Regions from separate parts of the Mus musculus genome. Here all the other regions are linked to region 2. Evidence: chromatin loops called from intact Hi-C (ENCODE). Cell type or tissue: left cerebral cortex. All regions are shown on one strand.

Evidence for each region. A loop is a pair of places that touch in the nucleus more often than their neighbours do. Peaks named below come from ENCODE experiments on the same cell type or tissue, not always from the same donor. Only the 100,000 strongest peaks of a DNase experiment are listed, where the experiment ranks them.
Region 1: a loop joins it to region 2, with 6 times the contacts of the local background. A loop is called at or near these places in 21 of 42 quality-filtered maps.
Region 3: it touches region 2 in a loop (2.8-fold over the local background); 8 of 42 quality-filtered maps call a loop at or near these places.

What each region holds. Positions count from the first base shown.
Region 1 is chrX:20,941,364-20,949,363 of GRCm38, forward strand. It overlaps Elk1 (ELK1, member of ETS oncogene family), which reads right to left. Exons shown (of 6, transcript NM_007922.5): 2 at 191-434. The coding sequence starts at 400. Among named protein-coding and RNA genes, the nearest start is that of Elk1, 5.2 kb to the right of the region's middle. In left cerebral cortex, a CTCF peak has its summit at 4,879 (motif pointing left); DNase peaks (open chromatin) are centred at 3,445 and 4,879.
Region 2 is chrX:20,658,708-20,666,707 of GRCm38, forward strand. Uba1 (ubiquitin-like modifier activating enzyme 1) reads left to right here and starts at 4,189. Exons shown (of 26, transcript NM_001136085.2): 1 at 4,189-4,418. In left cerebral cortex, a CTCF peak has its summit at 4,071; DNase peaks (open chromatin) are centred at 387, 3,438, 4,144 and 4,902; H3K4me3 peaks cover 3,124 bases; H3K27ac peaks cover 848 bases.
Region 3 is chrX:20,788,482-20,796,481 of GRCm38, forward strand. No RefSeq gene overlaps it. Among named protein-coding and RNA genes, the nearest start is that of Gm26065, 8.0 kb to the right of the region's middle. In left cerebral cortex, a CTCF peak has its summit at 4,980 (motif pointing left); a DNase peak (open chromatin) is centred at 4,918.

The sequences.
Region 1 (8,000 bases), 280 kb after region 2:
CTGAAGTGTAATTCCAGAAATTGGGGGTAGAGACAGGACAGTGAAACTGAGGCCAGCTTAGGCTACATAGTTAAGTTCCAGACAAATCTAGACTACATTATAAGACCTTGTCTCAAAAGGAAAAAAAAAAAAACAGAGTTTTTCCGACAGTAATTTCAAGGGTTTGCAGTCCTGGTCTTTGAGGCCATACCTTATCATAGTAGTACCGCAAGGCCCGGCTAAGCTTGTCGTAATTCATGTTGGTCTTGTTCTTGCGCAGTCCCCATAGCCGGGCCACCTCCTCTGCATCCACCAACTTGAACTCACCACCATCCCGTGAGGTCCAGGAGATGATGTGGCCATTACCTTGTTCTCTCAGAAGCTGCAGCAGAAACTGCCACAGCGTCACAGATGGGTCCATCACTAGGGAAGCACTCACGCCATTCCAGGAGTACCTGGAAGAGAGCAAAAATGATTCGTTTCTTGTTACCTTGCCTCCACATCTGTTCCCAAATCTCACTACTATTCCCTAAACAGTCTCCTAAACTTCTTCATGTAGCTTTGGATGCCCCTTGTATTTTACATGTGTGACAAAAAAGAATTAAAGGAAAAAATATGTGAGTATGTCCATGTGACTATATGTACACATGTGTGCTGGTGCCAAGAGAGATCAGAAGAGGGCAATGGATTCCCTGGAGCTAGAGTTCAGGCAGTTATAAACTGCCCAACATGGGTGCTGGGAACTGGACTCTGCTTCTCTGTGAGAGCAGCAAGCATTCTTTATATTGAGCCCTCAGTCCAGCCTTGATGCATGTGAATCTTTAGGAGCCAGAGGGAAGACAGAATACAACCCGAGCCCCAAAGAGTTCCATATCCTAGTTATTGGAGTCTGTGACCAGGTTAGGCTACATAGCATAAATGAATTCTGAGATGAAATTAAGATTACAGACCTTAAGATATAGCAATCACTCTGGCTTTATTTGAGGTCAACCACTGTATGAGCTCTTTTCAAAGCAGAGAAATGAGGCTAAAACAGAGTTTAGGGCAGAATGGCAGAAGGACTTTCTCTGCTATTTCTTGATTCTGGAGAAGGCTCTAAGACAGGAAAATTGGGCAGCTCCACAAATCTGGAATGACCCTCAGCTTAAAGCCAGTAAGGAAATCAGCATTACAACTAAAGGGACAACCTGAATGAGCAGGAAACAAACCTCTTCTAGAAAGGACTAAAAGTCCTGCTAGACTTTAATGCTAGCCTGGCAAGATCAGTGTTGGGCTTCTGTCAGATGATAAATTATATATTTTTTTAAATGACAGAGTCTTACTATGTAGCCCGGGCTGGTCTTGAACTCTTGCCTCAGCTTCCTGAGTACTGGGAATACAGGTATGTACCAATGCATCTACAGAAATGTATAGTTTCAATGAGAATAAATTATATAGCGGGACTAGAAAACTAGTGTAATATCCATAACTTAACTCACATTAACTCTCTCTCTCTCTCTCTCTCCCCTTTCCTATCAACTTTTCTAGGATGTGCCTTTTGGTAGCCCTTTGCAAGTACTGTTCACTGTACATGGAGCTCCTTTCCTCTTTGAGCAGTCGTCCTCTAAAAACGACGAAGAGGACCCACTGAAAAGTCCTTTGCGTTATGAAGCCTTCCTGAATCTGAATACGTACTCTTCTCTGTTCCTTGATCCCCCAATTTTTCTAACCTGGGATTGTTCCTGTACGGTTTAAGCGTTTAAATTTTTTTCTTTTTGATGAGCATATATTAATTATACATAGTGGGTTTCTATTATTTATACATAATGGGTTTCATTATAACATTTCTTTTTCTTTCTTTTTTTTTTTGTTTTTGTTTTTTTCGAGACAGGGTTTCTCTGTGTAGTCCTGGCTGTCCTGGAACTCACTTTGTAGACCAGGCTGGCCTCGAACTCAGAAATCAACTTGTGTCTGTCTCCCAAGTGCTGGGATTAAAGGCGTGCGCCATCATTATACCATTTCTAATATAATGACTTTGATTAAATTTCCCTCCATTAACCTATCCCGTTCCCCTCCCTTCCCACTGATTATCTTCCTCTTCCCAACTAGGCTTCTTTGTATATTATGACTTTTTTGTGATCCAATGAATTTTAGTAGAGTTGCTTACAAGGCCATGGTGAAGGTTTGTTTTCAGGAACATGGACCCTGCATCACTGAAGTAACCATTAAAGGCCTTTAGATCCACAGGAAAGGATGAGGCCACATGAATCTTCTCTCTCTCTCTCTCTCTCTCTCTCTCTCTCTCTCTTTTTGCCATTGTTGCTGCTGCATTGTGATAGGGTATTATGTAGTTCAAGCTGTCCTCAAGTTCCTGATGCTATTGTTTCCATTTCCCAAGTGCTGAGATTACACACACCCCAGCAAACAAGGCAGCTACTTCTTTCTGTAGTGCTAGAGATCAAATCCAGGGACTTATGCATGTTAAGTACAAGATTTATCACAGAGCTTCACCCGGAACCCATGCCTTTTAATTTCTTTTTATTTTTATTGGATATTTTATATATTTACACTTCAAATGTTATCCCCATTTCCAGTTTTCCCTCTGGGAACCCCCATCCCATCCTCCCTCCCCCTGCTTCTATGAGGGTGCTTCCCCACCCCCCACCCCGCCTCTCCACCCTACACTGGGACATTGAGCCTTCTCAGGACCAAGGGTCTCTCCTCCCATTGATGCCCGACAAGGCCATCCTTTGCTACATATGTAGCTGGAACCATGGGTCCCTCCATGTGTACTCTTTGGTTGGTGGTTTAGTCCCTGGGAGCTCTGGGGGGGTCTGGTTGGTTGATACTGTTGTTCTTCCTATGGGGCTGCAAACCCCTTCAGCTCCTTCAGTCCTTTCTCTAGCTCCTCCATTGAGAACCCTGTGCTCAATCCAATGGTTGGCTATGAGCCTTTTTAAAAACAAGTATGTATTTACTCTTTATGTGAAGCACTGCTCTAAGCAGAAAGCCATCTTGCCTACTGCACAATCAACCTAAACTGTTAGACTTTTATGGTTTAAATCCTGGATCTGCTAGTTATTAGCTGTGGGATTTTGGCCAATTCATTATACTTATTTTGTATTACAAATCTTCTCATCTGTGAAACAGGGATAGTAATATACTTATCTATAGAGACCATGTATCATTATTATTATGTGAATTTTAAATTTAACATGCTTGGGTTATAAACTTTACATAAATATTTTCTAATTTGTTCACAAATCTTTTTTTCTGCTATTCCTTAATCCAAAACAGTCTAAGAACGAAGGCTTCTTTTTAGTTCTTTTGGCAACAAAACATGATTGGAAAGAAAGCAAGGCCCATTCTGGTTTTTATTGATCTTTGCTTAGTATGACTGTTCATACATTTTGGTGCAGCGATCTAAAAGCAGCTGGTGACAGAGCTGGTTGAAGGTGTTATGTAACATGTCATATGTGCACCATGCTACCTTTCTAAACTGAAAAATTCACAATTCTGAAATATAACTGGTCTATGGGGTTTTAGATAAAGGCATGGGCTGTTATTTTTATAGGCACTGACTCACTTATCTCTCATCCCAACTCAGAAAAATAGGCATTTTTTTCCTTTTGGAAAGGAGATATTCTTATTACAATATCACTAATTTTACACAAGGGAAAAGATGTCCAAGTGACTTCACTGTTGTGACAGTTCCTGCATTTGACCCAAGTATCACCCTTCAGGGGTCTAAGTGGTTTTGTTATTTATTTATTTTTAGAGACAGGGTCTAGATAGCCCAGGAAAGCCTCAAACTTGCCATCCAGCTGAGGATGACCTTGAACTCCTGTTTTACCTGCTTCCACTTCCCTAGTACTGAGATACTTGGCATGGGTCACCATGACCAGTTTCAGGAGTCTGAGCATTTAACCACCTGCATCAGATCCTTTGTGTATATATTATGGCTTCCAATTTAGTGTTTTATGGGATTCCCTAGTGTTCAAATGAATGGGTCTGTTTCTTGGGCCTTCTCTTGGGCTCTTTTTCTTTTCTTTTATTATATTTTATTATTATCTCTTAGAAGCCTGTTCTGTTCCTTTCCTTTCTTTCCTTCCTGTTTTTATTTTGAGACAGGGTCTGTATAGTACTGGATGTCCTGAAACTAGCAAGATGGCCTTGGCCTCAGCGATCCACCTGCCTCTGCCTCCTGAGATTTGGGATTAAAGGCACTTGCTACCACTGCCTGGCTTTTTGTTGTTGTTTTTTTGAGACAGGGCCTCTTGGCTGCCCTGGATTAAAGGCCTGTACCACACCATGACTACCCTGCTGCCTGTTTGTTTTCTAATGGGAGGGGAGGTGGGAAAGAACTGGGAGGAATACAGATGGGGGCAAACTGTAAGATATCTATAGGTAGATATCTATACCTATAGATATCTTACAGTTTATGGGGATAGAGAGAAATCTATGTTCAATAAAAAAAGCAAAACAAATTATCACCTCATTAGAAGGATGTTCACTGTTCACCTGTTATCCTACCATTACCCTTTCCTATAACCAAACTGGAACTAACACTGAACCTGCTTAAGTCCCTGCAAGGATGGGACTTAATCAACCAGCTGTCCACCTGGCTCGGATTGTTGGATTAAGGATTAAGAATAAACCTTTTAAGGTTTTGAAGAACCTATGATTTAGATTTATAGCTTTATTCTTTAATCTGCATGAAATTATAGTATGATCCTCATATGTCTGAGCCAGTTCAAGGTTCTTTTAGCAGAAACAGTGTTAGGCAGCTGTCCAAATTAGAGTGCCGAGGGACAGTGGATCAGAGTCCCGCCCCCGCCCCCCCCAGCTCTAAGGGACTAAATATTCCCAACACCAGATTCTTTCAGAGGCCTATAGAGTGCAGTGTGACCCCTAGTGGCAAAAACAGGCAATTTCACCGCCTCCTCTGAGCTATGCCAGAACCCAGCAGCTGAGTGAAATCTGATCAACTACTAGCTTATCAAAGAGACAGGCTGAATTTGATTGCTGCTTTTTTTTTTTCCCACACAGGCCTTACCAGGAATCCTAGTTACCTGCCCTTCCCAGAAGGCTTTCTTTCCACTCCTCACCTCATTCTCTGGGTGCCTTAAAACAGCTTAGGACACAACAGACAGGAGCCCTTGCATATTATAATCCACACATTCATAGGGCAGTAAGAAATGTCTCAAAAAAAAGGAAGAAAACAAAATAATAATACCCTCCAAAAGGTGGACTGTATTATGCTTCCCATTTTGCAGACAAGTGAGTGAAGTGTGGAGAAAGATGTTAAGTAACCTGCCTAAGGTCTCACCCTTGGAGGAGCTGCTGGATGCTGGCAGTCAAACTGAGCACCCCTAGCCAATCAAGGCCAGTTCTCAAAGAAAACATAAACAGGCAAGATCCCAGAGTGACAAGTAGGACACTTCCCTGAAGAAGCGATGTTTGGTGGAGGGGAGGTAGCAAGTCATATTGATGTCCATGGGAAGGATAATTCTGATAAAGAGAAAAGCATATATAAAAGCTCTAAAGTGTCTACCTGAGGCCATAATGTTTCTTGCCAGGTAGAGTTTTTCCTCTGCACGATCCAATGCATGGAGTAACTTGTTTGTTCTTGCAAAGTTGTTCTGTGCTGATCTTCACAGCCTCATACTCTGCCCTGTTCTGCCTGTGTGACTTTGAGCAAGTTGTTCAACCTCTCTATGCCTTGTTCTATATCTGTAAAATAGGGTATCTTACTCTCAAATCAAAAAATACTTTTTAAAAATGAGGACTCAATGTGTCTCTATATATGTAAAGTACTTAGAAAACTGTCTGTAGCACATGCTAGAAATGCAATAAACATTAGCCCTTAGGTTGTATGGCATCCTTCTCCCTCCCCCTTAACTTTCTGTACGACTTCACCATCTGGCTTCCATAATTTCTATGACCTTGACTTCTATCCCTCCCTCTCAACTTGTTTCCAGTCACACTGGCTTTTGAACATGGTAGCCATAATCTGGGCTTCAGGGTCTTTGCATTGAGTGTTCTTTCTGGTACATTCTTCCTTTACACAATATGGCTTACTCCTTTGTTTCTTTCAGGCCTTAACTTATGAGTCACATTTCCAAGTGTAGCATGCCTTGTCTCTAAGAGTTCAAATACCTTGATACTCTAGTCCTATTTGCCCCACTTCATGTCTGTTCCTTAGCCTTTGTATAATGTGGTATTTCATTTTACCTATCTATACAGTCTGTCTCCCTCACTTTTAGTAATGCCTGCCTGCTTTCTATGTACAGGGATTTCTGCCTGTTTTGCTTCTCTATATCTCCAGCATCTACAATAAGTGCCTGGTACTCACTAGGTGCTTAGTAAATAGCTGTTAAATATTTAAAAAGTCGTAACTGACATCTTAATTAATTCCTACATTCCCTTTTTTATCTGCACTCCCCTTGGTGATGTCTGGGATACAATTTTCATTGTCAGTTTTGTGACAGCATCTCACTCTGTAGTTCAGGTTGGTCTGGAATTCGCTATGTCACCCAGGCTAGTTTTTATTTCCTGTAAATTCTCTCTTGGTCTTCCATGCTGGAAATATATAGCCGTGAGCCATCATTCATCGTCTAGATACTACACCCCCCAAGTTAATTTGTGCAGCAGATTATTCCAAGCACCTACTGTACAGAGGTATATTTTTACATGAAGGGCAGATAAAGCCTGTAAGTTCCCATAGGATGTTTATTCTGAGGAGGATAGACAGATATCTATTTATATAAGCTATATAGCATGTCTAACCATGACAGAGTATAAAGGGCCAAAGCAAGCAGGAAAGAGATCTGAACCCTGCTCGGTATACAAAATCAGATAGTCAAAGAGAGGTGGGTGTTGACTACTTTGATACAAAAAATGATATTTGAAACCTTTTTATGTATATACCTTTATACATTATATCCCAAGCACCAGTGTGACAAATACATGTTTTACTAAAATTACACTACCCAAGATGCAAAGACATGAAAGCACTCTCTGAAACATCTTTTCTATTTGTGCCTTTTCATATCACCAACATCACATTTCCTTTACGCTCATTTTATTCACAAATCAAATGACATTCTTACAAATATCTTTAGTGTGTTCCCTGCACAGGGTAGTGAAAAAATTCCTTTGGGTATGGCAAGTGTACAGTACCTTGAAAGTTACCATACAGAGATGTGGGAGTAGTGTTAATGGAGAAAGAAGAGCTAATGCAAAGGCCCTGAGGCTGGCCTGTACCGGCTGTTTTTGAGAAGCAGTGAGGTTAGCATGGCTATAGCATGGATCTGAAATGTGGAGATGAAAGAGATAAGGTCAGTGAGGTGACTTGTTTAACCCACACATTTTTTTCACACTGGAAAGGCTATAGTTCTGACTCCCCCATTTTAGCCCAGTACAGGAAGAAAGTAGTTAAGTCATTCATGTAAAGTCACACCACTGCTAGGACTTGAGCTGATGGGTCCTGAGAACAGAGTAGAATGGAGACAGCTCTGTTGTCAGAAAGAACAGCAGAAACAAAAGCTGGGTGATTGAAACTAATTTGGCTGTTAAGGAATGTGCCCTCATATGGGATGCAATGAGGTGAGAGAGGGGCATGTCAAAAGTGTTCCCCTATCTAAGTAGTTATTGGGCCATCTGTGAACCCACATGCCCTAGTTTTCTCAGTTATCTGTCTCACAGGGCTATGATGAAGACTGGAGACTATAAGCAAGCTGGAGACTATAGAATACTGCCTGGTACACAGCAAGTGTAAAGTATAAAGTTAGATCCGACTGTCATTAGCAATAGTACCACTACTATAGTTGAGAACTATAGCAAAGTAAAATGCCTAGTGGCTAAGAGTGTTTATGAGGGCTGGGCAGTGGTGGCACACGCCTTTAATCCCAGCGCTTGGGTGGCAGAGGCAGGCGGATTTCTGAGTTCGAGGCCAGCTTGGTCTACAGAGTGAGTTCCAGGACAGCCAGGGCTATACAGAGAAACCCTGTCTTGAAAAAAAAACAAAAAACAAAAACAAA
Region 2 (8,000 bases):
TTTAGGAGTCTGTTTTATGAGGTAATTCTCTGACGCAGATTTATACCCCTTGGAAGCAGGGCTTAGGGGGGACTTGGGGGAGGCTCGGGGTCTGTGTATGAGTACTCTGTTGGAGGGCAGAATTTTTGGACTCTCCAAGAGGAGAGAAGTTTGAAGTTACTTAAGTCAAGGCGGGAGTTGGGGTCTTGGGACCGGACCGAGTGACAGTGTGAATGTTCGACACCAACGTGGCACTGTGACGGTTTCAGTGGCCTTTGTGACCTCTGATGGGGTTGCGGCTGGTTTACCCGGGGCTGTGAAACCCGGACACTTCAGGGGCCCAGACCCTGGGAGAGGAGCCTCTCAACCGAGGCCAGGAAGACTGTCTGCCAGGCTCTTCTGTGCAGACATAGGGCTACCGGGCCACTGAGCGGTCCTTGGCTACTGCTTTAGTGGGACTATGGTGCGGACCTTCTTTCGTACCTGGTCCACTAGAAGAGAATTGCTCTCTAGGGGGCGGATCAGCGTGCGGAAGGGGCGTGTTGACGGGGTATCCCGAAGTCTGAGTCTCAAACTAGTTTCTTGATAACCCATACAATAATCTGTGAAGGTGAGTAGCGCCCGGTGGGTTTAAAAAAAAAAAAAAAGGCTTTTCTAAGGGTGCTATGCATAATTTATGAGGGGCGTGGTCTTTACAGTTTCTTCTTCGGGATCCGCAGTTAGCTTTCCCTCACAGGTTCCAGCATTTAAACCTGGCATCTATCAGAGAAGATGCCGCAGGTATTGTTCTTGCCTTGTCTCAGTAATTCTAGATTACTGACTCGAGACTCTGGATTCAAGACCCATCTTTGACAAGTCTTTTTGGGAGTCCGAAAAGTGGGTATGCAGGATAATAATAATTTACACCCATTTAGTTACTTTTATTAATCCATTTTATCTTCACAACTTTTCAAAAGTAGATTTCATCCTACTTCATAGATAAAGAATCTGAGATACAGGGCAGGTAAGTAATTTGTCCTAAAGCTGAACAGTGAATGGCTGAACTAGGATTCAAATTTGATCTGTTGGGTTTCAGAGTTGGATAACGTTCCCCGCCTCCAAGCCAATTTAATGGAGCCATTACTGGTGCGCGCCCTCTCCTCTCCTCTCCTCTCCTCTCCTCTCCTCTCCTCTCCTCTCCTCTCCTCTCCTCTTTCTCTCTCTTTCTTTCTTTCTTCTTGGATGTATTAAAGAACATTCTTAGCAGTGATGATCTTTCTCCTCTCCTCTCCTCTCCTCTCCTCTCCTCTCCTCTCCTCTCCTCTCCTCTCCTCTCCTCTCCTCTCCTCTCCTCTCCTCTCCTCTCCTCTCCTCTCCCCTCCCCTCCCCTCCCCTCTCCCCTCCCCTCCCCTCCCCTCCCCTCCCCTCTCTCCTCTCCTCTCCTCTCCTCTCCTCTCCCCTCTCCTCTCCTCTCCCCTCCCCTCTCCTCTCCCCTCCCCTCCCCTCCCCTCTCCCCTCCCCTCCCCTCTCCTCCCCTCCCCTCCCCTCTCCCCTCCCCTCCCCTCCCCTCCCCTCCCCTCTCCCCTCCCCTCCCCTCTCCTCCCCTCTCCCCTCCCCTCCCCTCTCCCCCTCCCCTCCCCTCCCCTCTCCCCTCCCCTCCCCTCCCCTCTCCCCTCCCCTCTCCCCTCCCCTCCCCTCCCCTCTCCCCTCCCCTCCCCTCTCCCCCTCCCCTCCCCTCCCCTCCCCTCTCCCCTCCCCTCCCCTCTCCCCTGCCCTCCCCTCTCCCCCTCCCCTCCCCTCTCCCCCTCCCCTCCCCTCTCCCCTCCCCTCCCCTCTCCCCCTCCCCTCCCCTCTCCCCTCCCCTCCCCTCTCCCCTCCCCTCTCCCCTCCCCTCCCCTCTCCCCCTCCCCTCCCCTCTCCCCTCCCCTCCCCTCTCCCCTCCCCTCCCCTCCCCTCTCCCCTCCCCTCCCCTCCCCTCCCCTCAACCCCCAGTCTGTCGCTGTTTCCTGAGGCTTGCTGAAAGAATTAGGGACCTGCCTGCCTCAGGCAGTACTGTTTGAAATTAAAAGGAGTAGTTGGTGGGACGCTTAGTGCTTAGTGAGGCAGGAGGATTTTGAATAGTTTGAAACCAGCATGGTCTCAAACCTCTCTTTCTCTCTCTTCCTCTTCTTTCCCTCTCCCTCTTCTCTCCTTCCTTTCTTCCCTGTCTGTGTGTCTACTTCTGTCTCTTTTTCCCGGGTCTGTTTTCCCCCAGACTTGCCAGGTATTAGTGATCCTTCTGTGTCAGCCTGCCAAGTACTGTGGAATTATAGGAGCTGTGCTAGCACACCCCCCAAAAACCCCATCTTTTAAGAAAATAGTGTTGCTACTGCTCAGATTAATTATATGATACAATGTGCCAGGCACTATTCTAGACCCTTTCTACATATTTACTCAGTCACAAGGTAAGTTCTTATTCTTAATCCTCATTTTCTGATCTGGGAACATTCAAGTCCTCAAATGTAAGTAATTTTGTATTAATGCAAATATGTCTACATATTGCCTTTAGTTACACATATTTGAAAATTGTAACAGTTTTGTGGCAGCACTGCTCTAAGACCCGTTCTGTACTCATTCTCATAACACATTTCATCAGTGGATTTTTTTTGAGGTGGGGATTGGTATGGTTTGTTTGTTTGTTTGTTTTTTATGATACTATGAATTGAATCCAGGGTGTTGGGGAAGTGCTTTATCCATAGTCTACATCTCCAGCTAAGTTGGATTAGTTTCATTACTATCGTTGCCTATCAAAGGCATCTAGTGAGTTTGTATTTAGCAGTATTTATCTTAAACAAGATACGCCCCTAAGTGGTCATGGATGACGAGCAAAGACTGCTCACTTGGGCTTCGCACGGTTATCCAGTATGGTGAGTGCCTTGACTATTATCTCATAATTCCCACTTGCTAGGCAGGGCCACTTTGGGTGGGGGCTGCCCATCAAACCTCATGAATAATTCGTGAACTGTATGGGATTGGTACTTTTTAAAAAGGTTTATTTATTTATTTTATGTATGTGAGTACACTGTAGCTGTACAGATGGTTGTGAGCCTTCATGTGGTTGTTGGGAATTGAATTTTTAGGATTCCTGCTCGCTCTGGTCAACTCCGCTTGCTCCAGCCCAAATATTTATTTATTATATCTAAGTACGGTGTAGCTGGCTTCAGACACACCAGAAGAGGGCGTCAGATCTCATTACAGTGAGCCACCATGTGGTTGCTGGGATTTGAACTCAGGACCTTCGGAAGAGCAGTCAGTGTTCTTACCCGCTGAGTCATCTCCCCAGCCCAGTACATTTTTTTGAGACAGGGTTTCCTGTTAACCAGGCTTGCCTCAGACTAATGAACCTCCTGCTTCTACCTTCCTAGTGCAGAGATTAAAGGCATGCAGCACCATGCACATAAGCGCAGCTTGGGCGCAATCTTTCTTTTGGTGTTCCCACCCCACCACCCTAAGACAAGGTTTCTATGTGTAGCTCTGATTGTCCTGGAACTCCTTCTACAGACAGGCCTCAAACTCAGACCCTCCTGCTTCTGCCCACTGAGTGCTGGGATTAAAAGTGTACACCACCACACCTGGTGGACACAACCTTTCTTGACCTCTCTGTTTTCAAGTTGAGCTGCTGCTGCTGCTGCTGCTGCTGCTGCTGCTGCTGCTGCTGCTGCTGCTCCAACAGCTTCATTCAGTATTTAGGAGTCAGAGGAGTGCTGCCTGCAGTAGCCCTGTTTCTTGCTTACTGGGTATTAGATGGAGCAATAAGGCAGGCCTGCCTCTTTTGTTCCATCTCACTGAGTCTCGTGCATTATTCATGAATACGATATAGCTTTGGTCTCCTTGATTCCCAGCTACTGCAAGATCATTCATTATTCATGAACATGGGGTGTGGTTGTAATGCTTTAACATCTACTTTCTGGTTGCCTAGTCCTAGTAAACCCATAACCTTGCTTCGTGATTCACGATCGGGAAGAATGGCCTTGAGGTCCTTCCTTGATTTCTTTGACAGCTTAGATGCAGTAATTCTTTATTCATATTTCATAGCCTCTTGCTCTACCTGTTTTTCTAGTTACTGCCTCCAGAGCCACTTGGTGGAGCTGTTCTCCTTCTAATTAAAGAAGTCCCAAACTGGGCAGGGAAAATACATGATTCATGAGTGGGCGCGGTCCTCTTGCATCCGGGTTTCTGGGGGTGGGGCTCAGGGTTTTGTTCCGGCCTTGGGCTCTGCCGCCGCCATCTTGTGTCGGCTGCTGGGGTGAAGGAGGGTGGCAGGGAAGACCACAACCACCGCGGTCGGGGAAGGAGAAGGCGACAGTGATCCTAGCTGGCCCAGGCGGCAGGAGGAGGAGGAGAAAGAGGAGGGTGGCGGCCGAGCTTGACTTCGGCTCCTTGAGGAGTTGGCGGCGGCACGACCCGGGGAACCGGCATTGGTAATAGCTTTTCTCTGCACCTGGCTCGAAGCGCAAGGGCTCTGGGAGGTATGGGAGGGTCCCTGCTGGCTCTCTGCCAGCCCAATGTCTGAGTGCACTGCCGTGTCCTGGGTATTAAGAGTCACTAGGCAAGCGGGTGTGGGGGTGTGCAAATCCTGGGGTGGGGTGGATCACGTCTGTCTGGGACCACCCCTATTCCCTTGAGCTTCGAAATCTGACCTTGACGTCAGACCCCTATCTCAGCTTCTGGAGACTTCTGGCTCAGCACTATTACCAGGTATCTTGATCCGATCCTGAGCCATGCATTTCCTATCAGAACTCCCCACAGTCTCCATAAAGGCACCGGAATTCGGTGTCGCTGCTCATGAAAGCCGTCCATACTTGTGTGCTATTTGAAGACCTGCCCCAAAATCTCCCTTGAGACTCTTCCTAGCCCTTCAGTATTTGCTCTCATGGCTTAAGAGGGGCCAGGCTTGAGGAAAGGTCCGCGTGGCCTTCATTTCCGAATGAAGAGCCTTGTCTAGCATTTTCATCCAGTCTCCCCTCCCCCCAGGATACTATCTGTCCTTAGAGCTGCCATCTGGATTAAACCCGGTGAAAAGCTCTCTGCCTAGCCTTTCCGTGGGAAATCCATTCCTACATTTGAGATCTCCCAATACCACTTTGACATAGCATCCTCCATCGTGGACACCTGGCATTCTTATTCTTTTAAGCACCTGCCTTTAGAGACTCTCCCTGCTTTTAGGGACGCCCCCCTTTTTCACGTTCTCATTGTTCTTGAAGCATTGTTGTCTTCTCCATCAGCCATCGTAACCCCAGTATATTTCCTTTAGTCTCTCATGGGACTAGACGCCAGGGAGGACCTGTTTGGACACAGTTCTCCATTAGTGATCTCTTGCCGCCATCTACTCTTTCAGACTCTTGATTTGTAGCCCCATCTGCCCGATGGTCTCATTCTAGACCCAATTTTTGCCTTCAAAGGCAGACCAGCATTCTAGCTTCTCTTTTTATAGATTCCTTAATCTAACAACAGGCCTCAGAATCTGCCCTCGTCTTTTTTAAAGGTTTCTAGTACCATCATCATTCAGAGAGTCTCAGCATTTGCTTTTGACTTCCCTGAACCTCTATCACTGTCAGATACCTTTTTCCCCAACAGGCTCATTTATCTTCCACAGGAGTAGAAAACCTCATCTATTTACTGTGGAGTCACAAAATTGACTAGAGGAACCTAATTCCATTTGAAGATCTAGGCAGTATTTGCTTGGTAATATATTATCATGATTACAGAGTTTTACTGTGTGGCTTTGGCTGTCTCAAACTCTTAGAGGCCAGCCTGCCTCTGCCTCACTAGTGCTGGGATCAAAGGTATACACCACCATGCTTAATTTTTAGTAATCCTTTTAAGGCTTAAATTATCTGAAATTCATCTTCCTTTCTCTACCCTGTCAGCAGCTGTGGTACCTGTTTAGATCTACGCAAGACCTTTGTTGCTCCATTAGAAATCCCTCTCCAAGAGTCTGCTCTCAGAGACCTCTCCTTGCCTCTTCGCACTTAATATCACAGCTTCTTGGCACTATAGTGTCAGTATCAAAGACCTTTTTCTGTGCATTCCCATTATTTTTAGTGAAGGGTTTCTATCACTAGAATCGAAGACTGTCAGTCCCAGCATCTCCCTGCAGTAGTTTCAGGGTCTACATTCCCCCACCTCTTTCTAGAGACCCAGATTTAAGTCTGTCTTAATACCTCTGTCCAAGGCCGGGCGAGGTGGCACACACCTTTAATCCCAGCACTCGGGAGGCAGAGGCAGGCGGATTTCTGAGTTCCAGGCCAGCCTGATCTACAGAGTGAGTTCCAGGACAACCAGGGCTACACAGAGGAACCCTGTCTCAAAAAACCAAAAAATAAAAAAAAAAACAATACCTCTGTCCAATACCCCCACCATTTATAAGGCCTGCTAAGGTCTCATTTGGGTGTCTTTTATTATCTCCTTCACAGCTCCTTGAGCTCAGTGACTTCCTCTGATGCCTTTCTCATACTCCTCAAGACTTCTCCTTTAAAACCTCCCAGAAACCTTGGCGAGCCTTAGCATCCTCCTCTGTACAATATCTTTTCTACCTCAATCAGCTGGCTCTGCTTCCTAATCCTACCCCAGGTTCCCCTGCTCAGCCTTTCTCTGCTTTGGGAATAGAGTATTCTCAGGCTTCAGTCATCAGTTTGGAGACCCGGGGTAAGTTTAAAATGCTTTCATTTCAGCTTAGCCAAGTAAGTTTTGGAAAATATATCCTACACTTGATCTTAAGCACTGGGAAATATATTCTAATAGAGAAGGCCGAGCACATGGTGAGGGAGAAAGGATCTCCATTGGCTTTGCTTTTTTGTATTTTGTTTTTATGGATTTATTTTTGGATGGGAGTAAGGGAATCTTTAGTTCTTGTCCTAGAGTCTCTGCCCCACATTCTTCCTGCTTGCCTTGATAAAGGGGCTTTCCAAAACCTGGCAATTGAAATCTCCTGTTTAAATATTTTTTGAAATAGTCTCACTGTACAGTTCAGGCTGACCTCAAACTTAAGAGTCCTCCTGCCTCTGCTTCCTTTTTTTTTTTTTAAGATTTATTTATTTAGGAAGCAGAGGCAGGTGGATTTCTGAGTTCAAGGCCAGCCTGGTCTACAAAGTGAGTTCCAGGACAGCCAGGGCTATACAGAGAAACCCTGTTTCGAAAAACAAACAAAAAAAAATTTATTCATTTATTTTATGTATGTGAGTACACTGTAACTGCATAGATGGTAGTGAGCCGCCTTCTTTTTTATTTATTCATTTATCTACTTATTTATTTATTATATGTAAGTACACTGTAGCTGTCTTCAGACACTCCAGAAGAGAGCATCAGATTGTTACAGATGGTTGTGAGCCACCATGTGGTTGCTGGGATTTGAACTCAGGACCTTTGCAAGAGCAGTCGGTGCTCTTAATCACTGAGCCATCTCACCCCAGTTATGAGCCTTCATGTGGTTGTTGGGAATTGAATTTTTAGGACTTCTACTTGTGGTCCTGCTTGCTCCGGTCAACTCTGTTCGCTCAGTCCCTGCTTCTCTGGTCCAAAGATTTATTTATTATTATAAATAAGTACACTGTAGCTAACCAGATGCACCAGAAGACGTGTCAGATCTCATTACAGGTAGTTGTGCCACCATGTGGTTGCTGGGATTTGAACTCACTACCTCTAGAAGAGCAGTCAGTGCTCTTAAAGGCTGAGCCATCTTGCCAGCCCCTGCCTCTGCTTCCTAAGTGTTGCGGTTGTGGGCCTGTACTGCCACACCTGGCTTCAAAGTCCACTTTTGAACAGTGACCCCAAACCTGCCAACTTAGACCCTTGCTGCCAGCACTGGGTGAGGGTAGAGAGGTAAAGGTCTGATAAAGAGCTCTCTGGCTCTGGATCTTGTCTGATGTAGGGAGTGGAGAAAGAATATGCCTGGAACAAATGGCAAGGGAAAGGAGATAACTTAAGAAATGGAGGCCCCTGTGAGTGCCTTGGGAGGAGCCTCTGTCCTCATGTCCTTGAGTTTTGACCACAGATAGCCTCTT
Region 3 (8,000 bases), 130 kb after region 2:
TTCAGTCGAAGAGAGGAAAGGGAAACTACTTAAGGGGCAGTGCAGAGAGAAGAGAGAAAGGAGGCAGTTTTTTACTGGGACAGTTGTACAGAGACAGGTTGCACAGAGAGAACAAGCTAGACACAGATGAAGAGAGGATGAAAATGAGAATGCGCCAGAAGATTAGAACAGATTGCCAGAGTGACTATGAGGTCAAGCGGAGCAATTCAGTCAGGAGCTGAAAGAGCCCCGATTAAATCAGTCAGCCAGGAGAGGAGGCTGAGCCAGAACAGCTGAATCGACTAGCCAGCCAGAGTTCAGAAAGAGCTAGAAAGGCGTGAGCTAACTCAGCAGTGAGTCTCAGAAGCTGGAAACATTCTGGGCCTAGATTAGACTGTAGAGGCTAGAAGCTTCCAGGACTAGACCTAGGTTCACAGACCTAGGAGTAAGCCTCCTAAATAACTGCATCAGGGGAATGAAAGTTACATTTTACTCTGATTTTAATTACTAATATTTAACTCTTAGAGCATACAATTGATGAGTAGATAGACGATCTATATTGTGTTTGTATAGGTTACAGAATGACTACAGAAAGGTTGTGTGTGTGTGTTACAGAATAGCTACAGAAAGTATAAAAAGCCTGCAGCAGAGTCCACAGTGGCTTTACTGGAGACAGCTAAGAGTTGACATGTATACAAAGGAATTCACTACTGGTGATTAGAGAAGATTAATAGACATACAGTGCCAAGCTGGAACCTCTGGTTTCAGTCAGGGCTACAGGGCTGAGTTAAGCTATAGAGGCTAGGTGTAGGACTGGGTCTAGAAAGATGGACAGGTAAGTGGTAATTTGAGTGAGCCATACCAGCAATAGGGACCAAGTGAGCAGAAACCTGTAAGTGCTTTAATAGACACCCTAGGTGGTCAGATTGGATTGGCAGAGCCATCACAGTGTTATGTGTCCTTTTTATAGGGCTCAGGTGAGAGTGTACCCTTTATCAGACTGGTGTGTTCAGTAAGTCATTGGACTTGGTTTATCTGTTTTTTCTTTTCTTTTCTTTTGCCATACAGCACACTTAACTCAGGGCCTTGAACATACTAGGTAAGCACTCCACCACTGAGCTACATCCTCAGACATATGGAATGCACCCATGTGTTCATACATTCCCACTTTAACAATAGCTGGTGCCTTCTCATTTTGAGGAATAAGTTACTTATCAGGCTGTTCCTTACGGATGATGGTGCTAGACAGGTAGTGGTATCTATAAGCACAATTACAAGCAAATTCATTTCACCTACAAAATGGAGCCAAATGTTGCTTTTGTCAAATGGAGTCACCTATGGCAAGGCTTAGTCTAAAAGTCACAATACATAGTGACTTAGGATAGGGTACAGCCTCATTGCCATAGTTTACCTCTTGAGAGCAGGAGCTCGAATTTTGTACAAAATGTTGATACAGTGTGGCCATCCAGTAGTATACTGTCAAGCAAGGCTCACCTGAAAGGAGGGCTGGAAATGAAAAGGGCGCGGGGCAAGAGAAACATGGAGTCAAGAAGACAAGGTTCTGATCAAGGATCAAAGCTTAATATTCAGCACAGTGTATATAAAGTGAAAACCCACAAAACCCATCTCCAGGACAGTAACGCAGGGTAGCAATGGCACAGCAGCCAATCCGATAAGTTTCCATTTCTTGTCAGCTCATTTACAGTACATCAAAGTTTGCAGCTGCAGGCAAGGCAGATGTCTCTATTCAGGCCAATAAAGCTTATCGTTCAAGGCCTGTATATTCTGCCTATTGTGGCAAATATTCAAGGTCTGCTTAGCCAAGGTCTGTTCCACCTGCCTGGCAGATGTTCAAGGTCTGCTTGTCCAGTATGGCTGGGGTGTATGTGTGTGTGTGTGTGTGTGTATGTTTGTGTGTGTGTGTGAGTATATGTCACAATACAGAGGTTGAAAACACCAATCTCAAGAAGAATAATTTTAGTGTTTTGACGTATGTTTTCATGCTTTTGGTTAATATATTTACTTGGTTGTTGGCTGTTTTTGAATTATATTTCTGTGTCTACTACCACTCCCCTTTTTGAGATAGAGTCTATGTAGCCCTGGCTGGCCTGGAACTGGTGATATAGACCAGGCTTGCCTCAAACACACCTTCCTCTTGCTTTTCAAGTGCTGGAATTTAAATTGTGAGCCACCACACATGGTCTGAGTCATCTGTTGGACGTGTTGATATGAGTGTGATCCTGGTGTTAATTTATTTTTGGAACAGGACAGCAGAGGGGTAAGATGTAGCTGCTAGAGTTTCCGGGTATCATGGCGAATCTGCAAGAATTTGCCACCAGAGGAATCAGATTTTAATAAGGCTTACAAGATTAGGTTTTAGTTATTGTGCCCAGAGATTGAGTTACCATTGTTTCTGAACTAAGTTTGTGTTGTGTTTTCCTTCACGCAGCAGACCTTCTGGGTCTAGAGAGAAAGATATAGTGGCCAAGTGTGGGTTTGCCTGAGGTGGTTCTCAAAGGCTGTGGGGGATTTGAAGCACGGGGTTGGTGTGGTTACGACCCGCCAGTGGGAACCTAGCAGGCTGGGTGGAAGCCAAAAGCAAGCTGACATGGCTATCTGACATCTGACCTTGACACAATAATAATGAGTAACTTCATGCCTAATTCTTATCTAACTAAAAATCAAGGCCCTAAAAGTTATCAGGTCTATACGGGCTCCTGGAAGATCAGTCCAAAGTGATAAGTTATTTCTCCACCAAGGAAATGAGAATTTCACCAATGAAAGTCAGATTAGATTATATTAAACACAGGTTTAATGGAAAGGGGAGTGAGGGAGAGAGAGAAGAGAGAAGGGGGGATCAAAATGTCTGGATTATAAAGGGAAGAACATCTGGGGGGGGGAGGGCAGCCCAGCCCTTGGGCTGGAAAGTTCTGAGTTGGGGACAGATAGGGACTGAGGGACGCTGGAAGAACCTTTAGGAGGCCAGGGCCAAGTCTGCTTTGGTGTGTGAAATATGCATCTCAGTCCCTTGTGTGTATGAGGTGTGTGTGTGCAGAAACCAAACACAAACTGTCAAAGCTGCCACAAATAGTGTCTACTCAGATTAACAAAAGCTGATTTAGGATATATAGCTACTTATTTATGTCTTTCCTAACTGCTCAACACCAGGCTTCCAGAGAATTTAGATAACTAACAACATATGTTCGACAAGCTATATTTAATAAAGATGGTTTATAAATTCCTAAGTCACAGTACTATTTGTCTAGCTTCTTCATCTTTGGTAACTTTGTTAAACTTCTAGTTTGTAAACTGTTCATTTAATGACAAGCTTTATTTAGCCTTCTGAATGTGTTTTCAAAGTTAAGCCTAAAGCAAGTAAATAAGGAATTTATTGTCCTCAAACTCTTCAGAGAGCTACTGAACGTGGCATTTAAAACATTTAAGTAGCTGGATGATGGTGGATCACACCTTTAATTCCAACACTTGAGAGGCAGAGGGTGGCAGATTTCTAAATTCCAGGCCAGCCTGATCTACAGAGTGAGTTCCAGGACAGCCAGGGCTACACAGAAAAACCCTGTCTCGAAAACAAAACAAAACAAAACAAAGTTTAAGCTTTCCATAATAGACATGCCTCTTCCTAGTGGGTATCCCACTAAAGAAGACGGATGGGGCATGGTGACTCCACCTGGATGGTGGTAACACTAACCCCTGGAGAAAACTGCCCAGGGTCTCACCTGCTGCCAGGGCCCTACACAAACTGGGCATTTTTGGGTTGATCACCCTACTTTGCCTGATCAAAAAGTAAGGTGAGTTTTCCCAAGCTCCTCTACAGGACAAATCTCTTGGGTGTGACAGCCAAAGGCCCTGCTGCTCAATATGACTCCAAGGAAACTATCAAGATTACAGAACCCTGAAGTAACCCATTTTAGATAACGGGAATGTTATTGACATTTTAACTGATAACAAAGACCTTTTGGCTTGTCCTTCCAGCTAGAATTTATCCTTCTCAGATCTCTGAGGGTATTCATTGACTAACTTCTAGGTTTAACAGCCGCAAGCACTCAGCTTCTCCCTGCACCTTCTCCCCGCAGGCTTCACAGTTCTCTTCATATGCAAATATAAAGCCTCAGGCTTTCCTAGAGCTTTTAGACCTCCGCTGTGAGAGAGGAACAGTTTATCTTGCTAAAAAGAGATAAGCTCAAAAAAAAAAAAAAAAAAAAACAAAAACCAAAAAAACCAAAACCAAAACAGGTTTCAGGTTTCAAAGTAACTTTTTACTCTTCCTCTATTTAAAGGTACTTTCTTTACAGTGACTGTTCTCAATTATCAACCACTTGTGTCTCCTGATAAATAATTACATAAAAAAATTAAAGCTTATGTAGGTTATAAATTCTAGGAGGCTGTTTTAAGTTGTGTAAATACAATCTGTAAAGATATAACGAAATGATTTAAAGTATATAAAAAATTAAAAATGCAGCCGGGCGTGGTGGCGCACACCTTTAATCCCAGCACTTGGGAGGCAGAGGCAGGCGGATTTCTGAGTTCGAGGCCAGCCTGGTTTACAAAGTGAGTTCCAGGACAGCCAGGGCTACACAGAGAAACCCTGTCTCAGAAAAAAAAAAATTAATAATGCTTCAAAATTCTTTCCCTCACTATGTTATTGTTATATTAAAACTTCACCAGCTGGACAGTGGTGGAGTATACCTGTAATCCCAGCTCTTGGGAGGCAGAGGCAGGGAGATTTCTAAATTTGAGGCCAGCCTGGTCTACAGAGAGATTTCCCGGACAGCCGGGGCTACACAGAGAAACCTTGGATTGGAAAAAACAAAACAAAACAAAAAGAAAACAACAACAACAACAACAACAACAACAACAAAAGACTTCACCAGCTGGTGAGATGGCTCAGCGGCTAAAAACACTGGCTGTTCTTCCAGAGGTCCTAAATACAATTCCCGCAACCATCTAAAGGGATCCGTTGCCCTCTTCTGGCGCTCAGGTGTATATGCACACAGAGCACTCCTACACTTAAAACCATTAATTAAAAGACTTCAAAGTTGTTTTAGCATTCATCAGTAGAGTTCTGATAAGCTATTAATGTAAGCTATTATTGTAGCTCCGGTAAAGCATATTATTATAATCACAAGCTCTCAAGATTTTACATTTTATTTGTTTTGCTGTTGTTTTTCTTTTCTTTTTTTTTTTTAAAATATGAGTACACTGTCATAGTCAGATCCTATTACAGATGGTTGTGACCCACCGTGTGGTTGCTGGGAATTGAACTCAGGATGTCTGGAAGAACAGTCAGTGCTCTTAACCACTGAGCCATCTCTCCAGCATTTTATTTGTCTGTCTTCTAAGTATAGATTTAAAGTTCTTCTCAGTGTGCTAAAGTGCCTGTCCAATCTATATCCGCCCTCATCTGGACAGAGGAAAGAGTGATCATGCTTTTAACCCAAAAGTCATCTTTGAGTCCCCAAACTTTTCCTACAACTCAAAGGCATGACTCTACTACAATACATGGCTCTATCTACAATGTGCATTTCAGTACAGGTTATAAACAGTGGTAATGCTAAAATAGCTCACAACTTATCTCTTTTTGTAAACTTAAAAAAAATCTTTTAAGCTTCAGGGAATCCACTTGGATCCAATTCAAATGAACTCCAAAAAAGTTCTCCTATCAACCAACAGCCTGAGGTTTCCTGCCTACTTCCTATTTCTGAGGGTGGAATTTTTAACTCTCCGCTGGTCTTGGGACTCCCCTCCCCCAACTGCCAGGACCATGGGTCTGAAAGTTTCAAAGTACACCCTAGATTTAAAAACAAACAAACAAACAAACAAACAAACAACTTCCCTAAACTCCTTAACTTTCCTTTTTCTCCCTAGACATCAGTCCCAGCAGATTTCAGATCAACTGCCGACTGCTAGCTCCAGGTGTTCCCTTAAAATCTGCATCCTAGACAGCTTCAAAGTGGCTAGCCCCAGGTGGTCCAGTGTCACAGACCGCTCCAAAACTCTGCCTGTATTTTCCTAGCCCCAGTGGTCCTGTAGAGTTTGGACAGGCGCTAAAACAGTCTGCTCTTCAAGAATAAGTATTCCAGCTTTCTCTTCCTACTCCCCGCCCGAAACACAAATGCCCCAATGTCAGCAGGACATAATATTGGGGAGATTGCTTCGCCTCTTATGGTCAACAAAAAGGCTGGACTATTAGGTTTCAAACCTAAGACAAATGGCTGAGGTGCCTATTTAACATATCAAAGCAGACCTGGCCAACAGGTTCTCTTCCAGTATCCCACAGCTCCTACTGTTACCCATACTCTGAATTCTCCATCCTAGGAGGCTGGGTTGCTCTTTCCTACATAATCCAACCATTTTGGTCCCTCTCTTCCTCACTCCTTCTAACTGATCCCTTCCTTTTTTTTCCCTTCCTTTCCTTTCCTTTCCTTTCCTTTCCTTTCCTTTCCTTTCCTTTCCTTTCCTTTCCTTTCCAAGCAAGTATTTTATTACTAAGCTAAAATTTTTACCCTGTATTTTGAGACAGAGTGATGTCTGGCAATGGGTGCCTGCAGAGGTCAGCAGACATATAGATCCTTTCAAGCTAGATTTGCAGGCATGTGTGAACAGGCTGATGTGGATGCTAGAAATTGAACTCCAGTCTTCATGATAAAGCAGTAAGTGCTCTTAACTACTGAACCATCTCTTCAGCTGCCCCAAATACAGTTTTATATATGAAAGCATCCATAGCATAATATGCCAGTATTCCTATCTCAAAATATTTTAGGGAACCATCTAAACAGTTATAATCTAAATAGCAGAAACATCAAAATAAGAGGAAAGCAATTTTGAGAAACTGCCTTTGCAACTTACTACATCTGAACAAAGAAAGATGGTGTAATTGAGCATTTAGAACAAATATAATCATTACTAAAAAGACATATCTAAACACTCTACAGTATCTTAGCATAATGTCCTGGAGGAGCTAAATAACCAGGATTAATATAGAGACAATCCATGTTCTTGCAAATGCCAGTCTTTCTTTCTTCCCTCTCTTCCTCACTCCTTCTAACTGATCCCTTTCTCTTCTCTTCTCTTCTCTTCTCTTCTCTTCTCTTCTCTTCTCTTCTCTTTTCCCTTTCTTTCTTTCTTTCTTTCTTTCTTTCTTTCTTTCTTTCTTTCTTTCTTTCTTTCTTTCTTTCTTTCTTTTGATACTAGGGACTGAACCAAGGGCCTCATATATCCCAAGGAAGCATTTTATTACTAAGCTAAAATTTTTTACCCTGTATTTTGAGACAGGGTCATGTTGAGTTGAACAGGCTGGACTTGACGTTGTTTCATAGCCCAGACAGGCCTTGAGCTTGCAATTCTCATGCCTTTAGCTGTCCAAGTGGCTAATATTACAGGTCTGTTCTACCCGCCTTTAATCCCAGTACTCAGGAGGCAGAGGCAGGTGGATCTCTGAGTTCGAGGCCAGCCTGGTTTACAGAGTGAGTTCCAGGACAGCCAGGGCTTTAATTAGAGTTCCAATGAACAATGGTGGGTGCTGAGTCATGGCTGAACAAAGTGCTGAGAACAAGTGACAAGTGGTTAGCCCTTCTAAGGCCTAAGGGACATTATGGAAGAGGGGACAGAAAGAATATAAGAGCTAGAATTTAGGGAGAAGGGCTGCAAATGTTATCTTTTAAGCAAGACACAACTATTGCAATCATAAACTCATAGCAGATGTGGATGCCTGCATTAGGCCTGAACAAAAATAGACAGACAAAAACACATCAACAGTCAGGCATGGATGTGCCTCATGGACCCTACTGACCTCACCCTGCTAAATTATTTGTTGCTAATAGATTCAGAGTGAGGGGAATCACTCCCTTTAGTTGTGTATCAACTGGTGAACCCACCAGGGCTCCAATGGGTAGTCCTAATTGGACAGTCCCATAAATGGCTCTGTTTAAACTAACTAAGTCAAAAAGAAACTACTGCATTTGGCTTTTTATGTGGGTTCTGGGGATCAAACTCAGATCATCACA